4 separate regions of the Homo sapiens genome follow, and regions 2, 3 and 4 are each linked to region 1. The links are chromatin loops, found by intact Hi-C in ENCODE. Cell type or tissue: endothelial cell of umbilical vein. All regions are shown on one strand. Region 1 has its middle 75 kb from the start of MOBP. Region 2 overlaps MYRIP (myosin VIIA and Rab interacting protein). Region 3 has its middle 7.3 kb from the start of EIF1B. Region 4 has its middle 140 kb from the start of MYRIP.

The links. Hi-C counts contacts between places; a loop is a spot of excess contacts. Peaks named below come from ENCODE experiments on the same cell type or tissue, not always from the same donor. Only the 100,000 strongest peaks of a DNase experiment are listed, where the experiment ranks them.
Region 2: a loop joins it to region 1, with 18 times the contacts of the local background. A loop is called at or near these places in 9 of 110 quality-filtered maps.
Region 3: a loop joins it to region 1, with 11 times the contacts of the local background. A loop is called at or near these places in 17 of 110 quality-filtered maps.
Region 4: a loop joins it to region 1, with 11 times the contacts of the local background. A loop is called at or near these places in 3 of 110 quality-filtered maps.

The regions. Positions count from the first base shown.
Region 1 is chr3:39,541,012-39,543,511 of GRCh38, forward strand. No RefSeq gene overlaps it. Among named protein-coding and RNA genes, the nearest start is that of MOBP, 75 kb to the left of the region's middle. In endothelial cell of umbilical vein, a CTCF peak has its summit at 1,002 (motif pointing right); a DNase peak (open chromatin) is centred at 1,190; H3K27ac peaks cover 309 bases.
Region 2 is chr3:39,989,621-39,992,120 of GRCh38, forward strand. All of the region lies in intron 2 of MYRIP (myosin VIIA and Rab interacting protein), which reads left to right. Among named protein-coding and RNA genes, the nearest start is that of MYRIP, 180 kb to the left of the region's middle. In endothelial cell of umbilical vein, a CTCF peak has its summit at 1,135 (motif pointing left); a DNase peak (open chromatin) is centred at 1,121.
Region 3 is chr3:40,315,731-40,318,230 of GRCh38, forward strand. No RefSeq gene overlaps it. Among named protein-coding and RNA genes, the nearest start is that of EIF1B, 7.3 kb to the left of the region's middle. In endothelial cell of umbilical vein, a CTCF peak has its summit at 1,526 (motif pointing left); a DNase peak (open chromatin) is centred at 1,521.
Region 4 is chr3:39,667,265-39,669,764 of GRCh38, forward strand. No RefSeq gene overlaps it. Among named protein-coding and RNA genes, the nearest start is that of MYRIP, 140 kb to the right of the region's middle. In endothelial cell of umbilical vein, a CTCF peak has its summit at 1,330 (motif pointing right); a DNase peak (open chromatin) is centred at 1,337.

The DNA.
Region 1 (2,500 bases):
TTTTAAGATCAGTGATCAAAGATCTAAATTTTTTTTGTTCTTCACTGTCAGGGTGACTTGACAACTAATTAGTTGAAACCATCCATAATGGTAGATAGACTGAAGCTGCACGAACTACCGTATACTCTTACTGACTGTAATAGCAGGATCTAAACATTAAAAAAAATTTATGTTTTCTTTAAACTCCTTGAAAGCAAGTGTATTAGTTAGGGGTCTCCAGAGAAACAGAACCAATTGGACGTGTGCATATGTGTGTGTGTGTGTGTGTGTGTGTGTGTGTGGAGAGAGAGAGAGAGAGATTTATTAAAAGGAATTGGTTCATATGATTTTGAATGTGAAGTTTCAAGATCTGCATTTGGCAAGCTAGAGACCCAGGAAAGCCAATGGTGTAGTTCTAGTCGGAATCTGAAGGCCTGAGAACCGGAAGAGTTGATGGTGTCAGTTCTGGTCCAAAAGCCAGTAGTCTTGAGACCCCAAAAAAGACGATGTTTCAGTTCCAGTTAAAAGGTAGCTGATGTCTTAGTTCAAGGCAGTCAGGCTGGACGAGTTCTCTCTTGTTTTCAGGATCGTCAACTCTTTTGTTCTAGTTTGGCCTTCAACTGATGAAATGAGGCCCATCCACATTAGGACAATCTGCTCTGCTCAGTCTATAGACTCAAATGCTAATCTCATCCAGAAACTTCCTCATAAAAACACCCAGAAAAATGTTTCACCAAATTTCTGGGCACCCCATGACCCAGTCAAGTTCACATGTAAAATTAACCACATCAATTAAGTTTTATTTTCACTTCTACTGATGTGATTTTTCAGAGGTGGGAATACTATGATTTTTCTAGAAACTATAGACTGAGTGAGATACAAATGGTCCACTTGTAAAGATCAATAATGACCCATGAAGCAGTAAAAACAATAAAAAAATAGCCCTTTCTAGTTTTAAATGAACAACGGTTATTTTATTTCCCTAAGGATTTGCTGTCAAAATAAACAGCCATTAGAGGGAGCTCTGGTTGCAGTTTAAAAACAAAATTAACCTCTGTGAATTGACAATGTTTACTTGGAATGCCAAGTGTCCGTGTTTTAATAGAGACACAGAAATTATTTTCTTTAAACCAAAAAGTATGAAGTATCCTTTAACAACACCATTTTGTATATCTGAACTCAGTAGAAACCAAATGTGCTTCGTGGAATACAAGAGCTGAATGATACAGAGACAAAGCTGGTGGAAGGCAAAAGGCAGGGGTGTGCATTTCAGCCACGCCACGAAAGTGGCTTCATGCCCTTGAGTCAATTGCTTGCTCTCTCTCCTAGTCTATTTCCTCTCCAGAACAATGAAGGTAACAGAGATTAGAATTTATCACATTGGAGCCCGCGGACATTTCCTAGGGACTGGAGAATTCTAGGAGAATTTAAAAATTTTTTAATTTTCTTTTTTCAAAGGCAACCATCTTGAGAATGTTACATTCTCAAAAGCTGATGGTCCGAAAAGGATTATTTTAACCATATTCTCAGTCATGTGGATAATATACTCAAAACCAGCACCTGCCATGAGGTTTCAGGGCTGTGCTGGCATTTGTGTTGACAGTTATATTGGTACCAAGTGATCCCTGTCTTGAAGTGACAGCATTGAAGTTTTAATGTGTTGCTAAGTCTTTCTGGCTGACATTAGGTTGGTGTTGTCAAAATGACAACAGTTGACTTATCATTACCATTGTACTCATAAAGACAAATTTTCTCTTCAGCAGGGATAACATGCAACTGAAAGCATTGTTACAGAATAAGGTTTTAGAAACAAGTCATTTTGCAAACTGAGGTTCTGATTTGACGTAATGAAAATTACTGCAGTGGAAGAATGTACTTGGTGCTTTCATTTCCTGGGCTTGAGAAGGGAACAGAACAATAATGCATAACTAGTAATTCGCACGTGCAAATGAAAGCTGCATGACAATATAGTGTGCCGAATAAGCCACGCTGTGGTGGTTTGGAAAGAGAAAAGAGGTAGTAGATTGAGCCCTCACCTAAATGATGGACAAGCTGAACTCGAAAGACCTGGATCACAGCAGGCAGAAATATACCAATGGAAAGTAAAAGGCTTGTGCAGATCCTGTTTGTGTGCTATCAACTCCAAACAGTTTAGCAGCAGTAGCTGTGAAGATTTTTCAATACATTCTCATTATTTCTGACTGTACAGTTTTATTGATTTGTTCATCGTAATAATGGATCATTGTTAAATGAAAAAAATAGCAATGACTCAGCATGCTTAAAAATAAAAATAAGGTAGGTCAACAAGTAAAAAACCAAAACAAAGCAAAACCCCAGCAAATTCATCTTTGTATTATTAAATCAACACCAAGCTTTCAATTTTAGCAAAACGGCACTATCCATTACATTATACTTGTTAATTTGAATTAAAACAGTTTTGTAGTTTTGCCTCTGGACAATCACTCTGAAAATACATCATATCCAGGGGAAGGGGCTAGTCAGGCGTTTCACTTCAAGGCTT
Region 2 (2,500 bases), 450 kb after region 1:
AGAATAAGTCTACTGGTCTGCAGAGACTGCAGCCACCCCTCCCGCTAGGGCTCAGGCCCAGGGAGATCAGAGTTCTGTCCTTGAGTCCCTGGCTGAAGTTGTTGGAGTTCCTGTAGGGAGGCCCTGCCTTGATGGGTCAAGGTCAGGCCTGAAGAGGCACTCTGTCCGCAATCTGCCACAGCCATTGTGTTGGACTGTGGGGGATACCTCTTGGGACCAAGCTGTCCAGCCTCCCCAGCTCCAGCAGGGGAAAAGCCTGGCCTGGAGCTATAGAGATGGCTGCTGCCCTTCACCTGCCCTTAGAGCTTAGTTTGTTAGGCAGCTATCAGTCCCAGTGTTGGCTGTCACCCGTCCCCCAAGGAGTCCAAACGGCTTAGACAGCAGGCAACTGCAGCTGTGGTGCTGATCACCCTCCCCCAGGAGCTCAGCAGCCTTAAGCAGATTCTAGCTTAGTGCCTGTTGAGAATCTGTATGGCTTCATTGTTGGGACCCTAGACCCCAGTGGAATGGACTCATGAGTTGGATCTTCCAAACCATGGGTTGCACAGTTCCATGGAAAAAGGACATTTTCCAGGCTGGGTAGTATGCTCATTCACTGACTCCCTTGGCTGGGGGGAGTGGACTCCTCTGCCCTGTGTAGCCACCACACCACACTACTCTTCCTTCTTCTCTGTGGATCACAGCAGCCACCTAGTCATTTCCGATGTTGGAATCTGGATACCTCAGTTGCTGGTGCAGGATTCGCATGCTGTTATGGTTCTTTTCAAGGGGAGCCTCTGATTGCCACTGCTTCTAGTCAGCCATCTTGACCCCACCCCTGTTCTGCTCTTTGAGTCTGTGTTTTCTTATCTGAACAATAAAGATAGCTCACTGCTCATAGAATTATTTTGAGGCTTGAGTGAAATAATGTCTATTAGGTATCTGGAAAAGTTTAAAAATCAGACATTCAAGGGCTGATACTAATTGTTGTTACATTAGGCCACAGCCCATGACTAAAGAAGTGTTGAAAAACTGAAATCCTATTGAAAGCTTTTCACAGTGTCTTGTTATTCATTCTGATTGTTCTGGTCATCGTGGCCCAAGAGAGGATACATTCCCTTTGCCAAGTAAACATTTTTCAGTTTCTAAGTGCAGGGCTGCCCTCTAGTGGACTCTGAATGCATGTTCATTGAGGATAATAGGTAGTTTTTGCAGGCACATGGCAAACTGTATGAAAACATGTCCTTTGCAGGAACATGGATGAAGCTGGAAACCATCATTCTCAGCAAACTGTCACAAGATCAGAAAACCAAACACTGCATGTTCTCACTCATAAGTGGGAGTTGAACGAAGAACACATGGACACAGGAAGGGGAACATCACACACTGGGGCCTGTCGGGGAGTGTGGGGCTACGGGAGGGATAACATTAGGAGAAATACCTAATGTAAGTGACAGGTTGATGGGTGCAACAAACCACCAGGGCACATGTATACCTATGTAACAAAACTGCACATTCTGTATGTGTAACCCAGAACTTAAAGTATAATAAAATAAATAAATAAAATACTTGTTTAGTCAAAAAAGGAAAATTGGTCTAAGTGTCTGCCTCGATAAGCTTCTAGTGTCCTCCAGAGACAAAACACTGCAACCTGTTGTCATCAGAGCATCTGTTCCTATTCCCTTGAGGCTTGAGGCTTAAAACCAGATGGAAATGTAGAGAGATCTCTACTCCAACTTCTCATTTCCAGAGAAAAATTCAGAATTCATAGAGGTAAAATGAGAACTGAATTCTAATCCTGCCTTGGCTGTGACTTCCAACTCAGAAGTGTTTTTGTGTGATGTGCTGATGTCCATTTGGACATAGATTCTTTCTCTAGGAATAGTTGCCATTTACTTAATTACAATCATTTCTAATTATTTTACTACCTTCCTACGACTTTTCCCTTTGCTCATTTTGCTGTAGCCACCCTGTCCTCTTATTGTTTATCTTAACGCAACAGGCAAGCTTCTCTCTCCATAACCTTTGCACAGGTGTTCCCTCTTCCTGCTATACTCTTTCCTGTACCACCTTCAAGTATTTGCTCAAATGTCACCTTCTCACTCTGACCACCCTATTCAATATTTCAGTTCCCCAACATAGCAGCACTCCAGGTGTCCCCTTATCCTGCTCTATAGCTTCTTTTTTCTGTAGCCCTTATCACTTTCTACTGTGCTGTATAACTTTATTCATTATGTAGTGTAATGAATTCAAGTGCCCCTGGAGCAAGGATCTTTGTCTCATTTCTTCACTGATATAGCCTGTGTTCCTAGAATAGTGCATAGTGCACACTAAGGGCTCTATAAGTATATATTAGATTAAATAACCTTCCAAAATAAGCTTGTCACTCAGTGGAAAAACCACTTCCTCCAGTGTAGAAGTGCAACTCTCTGAAGGTTGAGGAGAGATTGAACAAATTTTCTCTGCTCCATGAAAGACCAGACCACTGCTGCCTTAACATTGCGTGCCACCAAGTATTGAC
Region 3 (2,500 bases), 770 kb after region 1:
GCTGGATCTAGGTGCCTTCATCTCAAACTAGTGAACAGCCTACAGACATTTTTCATGCAAAAAGCAATGACATATAGATAGGCACCATTCGTTCAAGGCACAAAAGAAGCTTAAAGCCCCCACAGGGAATCTAATTGATCTCAGGCCTCATGCTCAGGCTTCAACTGCAGCTCCCTGTTCTAGTCTAGAGGGTTTTGAAGGCCTGAGGTCTATAGAATGGTCCAGAAGGAGGCTAGCTTTAACCCCAGAGTTTGTCTCCATGTGTCCTTTACCCATTCTTACCAGGGTGCCAGACCCCAGACCCCACATCCCGAGTCCACTGGCAAGGAACAACATACTGTCTGGAAAGTAGAGAGAGAACTTTTTAAAAATGTTTATTTATTTATTCATTTGTTTATTTTTGAGATGGAGTTTCACTCTTGTTGCCCAGGCTGGAGTGCAATGGCATGATCTCAGCCCACCACAACCTCCACCTCCTGGGTTCAAGTGATTCTCCTGCCTCAGCCTCCCGTGTAGCTGGGATTACAGGCATGCACCACCACGCCCGGCTAATTTTGTATTTTTAGTAGAAACGGGGTTTCTCCATGTTGGTCAGGCTGGTCTCGAATCCCAGCCTCAGGTGATCCGCCCACCTCTGCCTCCCAAAGTACTGGGATTACAAGCGTGAGTCACCGCACCTGGCGTTTTTATTTTTAAATTTATTTTTCCCTTTTAATTTTAGTTGACATGTAATATACATGTTTGTGGGATACAAAGTGATATTGCGATACATGTACACAATATAAAATCAAATCAGGGCGATTAGCATATCCATCACTTCAGACATTTATCATTTCCTTGTATTGTGAGTATTTTAAATCCTCTTTTCTAGGTTATCCATGTCAGCCTAAATTTTGTGGGGAAGACATCACCAGACAAGGATTTGGTAGAAGGTATAATTCCTTGAAGTAAGAAAAGGCCAACCTGGGCGCGGTGGCTCACACCTGTAATCCCAGCATTTTGGGAAGCTGAAGCAGGTGGATCATCTGAGGTCAGGAGTTCCAGACCAGCCTGGCCACCATGGTGAAACACCATCTCTATTAAAAATACAAAAATTAGCCAGGTGTGGTGGCACACTCAGGAAGCTGGGGCAAGCGAATCAGTTAAACCAGGGAGGCGGAGGTTGTAGTGAGCCGAGATCACATCACTGTACCCAGCCTGGGCGACAGAGCAAGACTGTGTCTCAAAATTAAAGTTAAAAAAAAAAAGAAAAAAGAAAAAGAAAAGGCCCACCCCCATAAACATCCACTCTTAGTGCATCACTGCCATTGACTTGTTAAAAAACGCAGAAAAGCTTAGCCCAATACTAGCATCAGGAAGAATAGTAAATGAGTGGCCAGACACACTGAATGGGAACCAGTAACAGCCCACTTGGTAGATGAAGTATGTCGAAACGAAATATAGGGTACCCAGTGAATGATGCTATTACAGAAGAAATTGAAGGGGGACGGATTTCTGTAAGTATGCAGTCCTTTATCACCCCCTTGTGGCCACTTAAACAACTGGAAGGCTCCTAGCAGTTTACATGCATTATAAAGGTTTAAGTTGCAGTCATCATTAAAGCACCAGCTGACAGGTTTGATTTTGTCATCACTCAAATGTGATCCAGAAATTAATCTAGCCAAACATTTATTATTACAATTCATATAAATCAATTGCCATTTTTCTTTACCTGGGAGAGACAACAATGTTTTCATGGTCTTGCCCTGGGGATATATAAAGCACCTCAGCTACTATCTACCACGGTGCTGTTAGAAGGAATTTAATTTAAATGTAAACAGAGACTTCTGTTTACAGCCTCCAGGGAATGAATGATTAAGCTAGAAAACAATCAAGACTCCTAAATTGTCGCTTGTTGAGAAACACAGTCTGGAATTTGCATACACACACCCTAAATATTCAGTGCTCTCAATCTAAACCACTGTCTTAGGCCAATACAGAAGTTAATGTGCCTTTCACTTATGAGGTTGCCTAAAGGCTTTAGTCTGGGAAAAGCAGCGACAGGATTCCTTAAAACTCCTTAATGCCATTCCAGTAGACCTGAAGAACCCAGAACAGGACTCATTTGGAAAACTAATCATTAGGAACGTACTCACTTGCAGAGCATCTGGCAGATCTCACCTGCACAGGTAGGGGAGGGCTAATGAGAGCTCAGTAGTAACCTGGAAATGGTGCTCTAGGGATTTGGTCCCACAGGAATCAACAGCAGCATCACCAGATGGGCCTCTGGTTAGAGATCCCCACAAGAGGTGTTAAGAGGTATAACTTAGGAAACTATCTCTTTAACAACAGATCCTTTGGGCCTTTTTACATTTTTATCAAGCATTGCCCCTCATTTTCTCACTTCTCTTACATTAATAATAAAAATAGCTAATTCCTTTTCAACACTTATATTGTAGGTCCTGCTCTGAGAATTCTACATGCATCAGCTCATATAATTCTTTTCACAGACATCATGACC
Region 4 (2,500 bases), 130 kb after region 1:
TGGCCAACATGGTGAAACCACATCTCTACTAAAAATACAAAAATTAGCTGGGCGTGGTGGCGGGTGCCTGAAATCCCAGCTGCTCCGGAGGCTGAGGGAAGAGAATCGCTTGAACCAGGGAGCTGGAGGTTGCAGTGAACGGATATCGTGCCACTGCACTCCAACCTGGGCGACAGAGCAAGACTCCATCTCAAAAAAAAATAATAAGAAAGAAAGAAAAAGAAAAATATGTAGCAAAACTGTGTTTTATTTACATTAAATTATACTTAGGTGACTATTAGGTTTCACCTTTTATATGTATTATAATTATTGTTACTACGCTGTTATATTAGAACTTATTGTTGCTATCTTAATTTATACATGTTATTGATAAGTTTTCAATATTTTATATGTATTTATATTATCCTGACAGGGAGATATGTGCTTTCTCTAGCAAAGACAGGTTATTACTTATTCACAGCTGTAACCACCTCAATTTCATTTTTTCCCAGATTCTTCCCCTCAGGGTGATGTGGTAAGAGTTAGATGTCATTCTCTACATACTGGGATCTGTATATAAGTAAAGAACCCACAAAATATAAATCTTGGGTTTATATAGGAGAGAGACAGCTTTTCCCTCTTCTCTCTGAGAAGGAATTGATCTCAAATGTAAATAAAGGAAAGCATCCTCCAAAGTTGGGAGGAAAAGAAAATGTATCCAAAGAGTTTTTACTATTTGGAAGGTAAGTAAATGTTTTCAGGGGGAAGATAAGACAAGTATCTCTGAATTACAACCCCTGTGATATCTTCATGCTCCTGAGTTTCATTGCCTTTCTGAAATATAACACATACCTCCCAGGTTGTAAATCTCCACTTAATGATCATTTAAACTCCAAGGTTTTAACCCAGGTCTTAGTAAAAATTTCCCAGAAAGCCCTGACCATGCATAAAGATAAACATAATCACTTCTTGAAAAAATTTACTACACTTTATTTCAGTGTAATTTTAAATTTCCCCTCATTTACATTGGCTAGATATTACTTTCTTCTGGGAAGTAGGTATATAATTTTTAATTATTCTTAAGGTTTACTATAATTTATTAAGACCCATATTCATGGTTTTTTTCTACCAGTTTTTGAGGATTATCAATACCAAATCTCCCATCTGAACCAGATGAAACCTCAGCCTTCTCACTTTCTTCTTGTCTATTCTTTGATCTGCCATGTTGACATCACCTGTAGTTTTAACTCAAAATTTTTTGTGTATCCATTTGACATAGTATGTTAATATATTCTTTACTCGTCTTAGCCTGGGTTTCTGGAAAGCACAGTCTGAGGCAGACGTTTGTGTTCTCTTTCTTCAGTACACCAGGGGGCAGTAGTGAACGTAAAGCATAGTGAGGCAAGAAAAGAGAGATGATACAATAAAGCATCACCGAATTGGCCGTTGCTTGGCACTAAACATGACAAATTATTCATCCTCATGTGCCTTTATTGTGATAATCCATATAAAAGCTATTTTAGGATAGTGTATCTGGAGAATGAAGGAAAAATTATTTATGCACTGGCTCCTATCTCCCACCGGTCCAAGATTTGTCTCAGTGGCCATAAATTTTCTGCACTTTTGAATTGGCATGTGTTGGTACTGAGCATGGCCTGTGATGTTTCATGCTTTAGTGTCAACACGAAAGTTTTGGGGCAGGAAGCAGCAAGTGATAGTGTGGGCATAAGCTAGGACTTTGTGGCTTGACTTTTGCCTGCAAGAAGTTTTAAAAGTCCACCTAAAGTTGATGTCTACAGAGGCAACAGGAACTGGAACAAGTGGCTAATTCCCCTGAAGACAGATGAGGCCAAGGGATTCTGAAGTGGTACATAGGAAGCATCTGATATAGTTTATCCTTCTCAGATATTTGGTAATCTCCCATTATATCTGGCCACCCTTAAATACAAGAGGAAAAAGGTGTCCACACTGCCTTCCTTTGAGGGGAAGTAGAAGTCCAAACTTCAGAGAGTCCCCTTGAGATTGAAGCGAGTCGGAATCTCTGGAAAGATTTAAGGCAAGAGGGTTAGTGAAACAAGTTATCACTTCTGTTGTGGCAAGTGGTCCAGACGTCATGATTTATATTATTCATCACTCCCCTCCTCTACCACTCAGTTTAGACTTTCCTAGCAGACAGCATTTGGAGTGATCTCAGTTGCTTGTCTGATGGGGTTATTTCAACTTTTATCTCAGAAGAGTCTCAACCCTTAGCTGTTTTTCTATTGTCAGATCATGGTTGTGACACTTAGACTGTGCTTTTTCACAACTGTCCATTTGCTACTATCACCAGATAATAATGGAAACATCAAGAGATGTCCCAGTATTCCAGTTATCTATTGTTGTGTAACATACTATCCCAAAACTTAATGGTTTAAAACAACATTACCTTTATTTTGGCACATTTATCTGTGGATCAAAAATTTTGTCAGAGTTAAGCTCAGAAATTCTTCTTTTCTATGTGATATCAACTAAAGTCACTTGG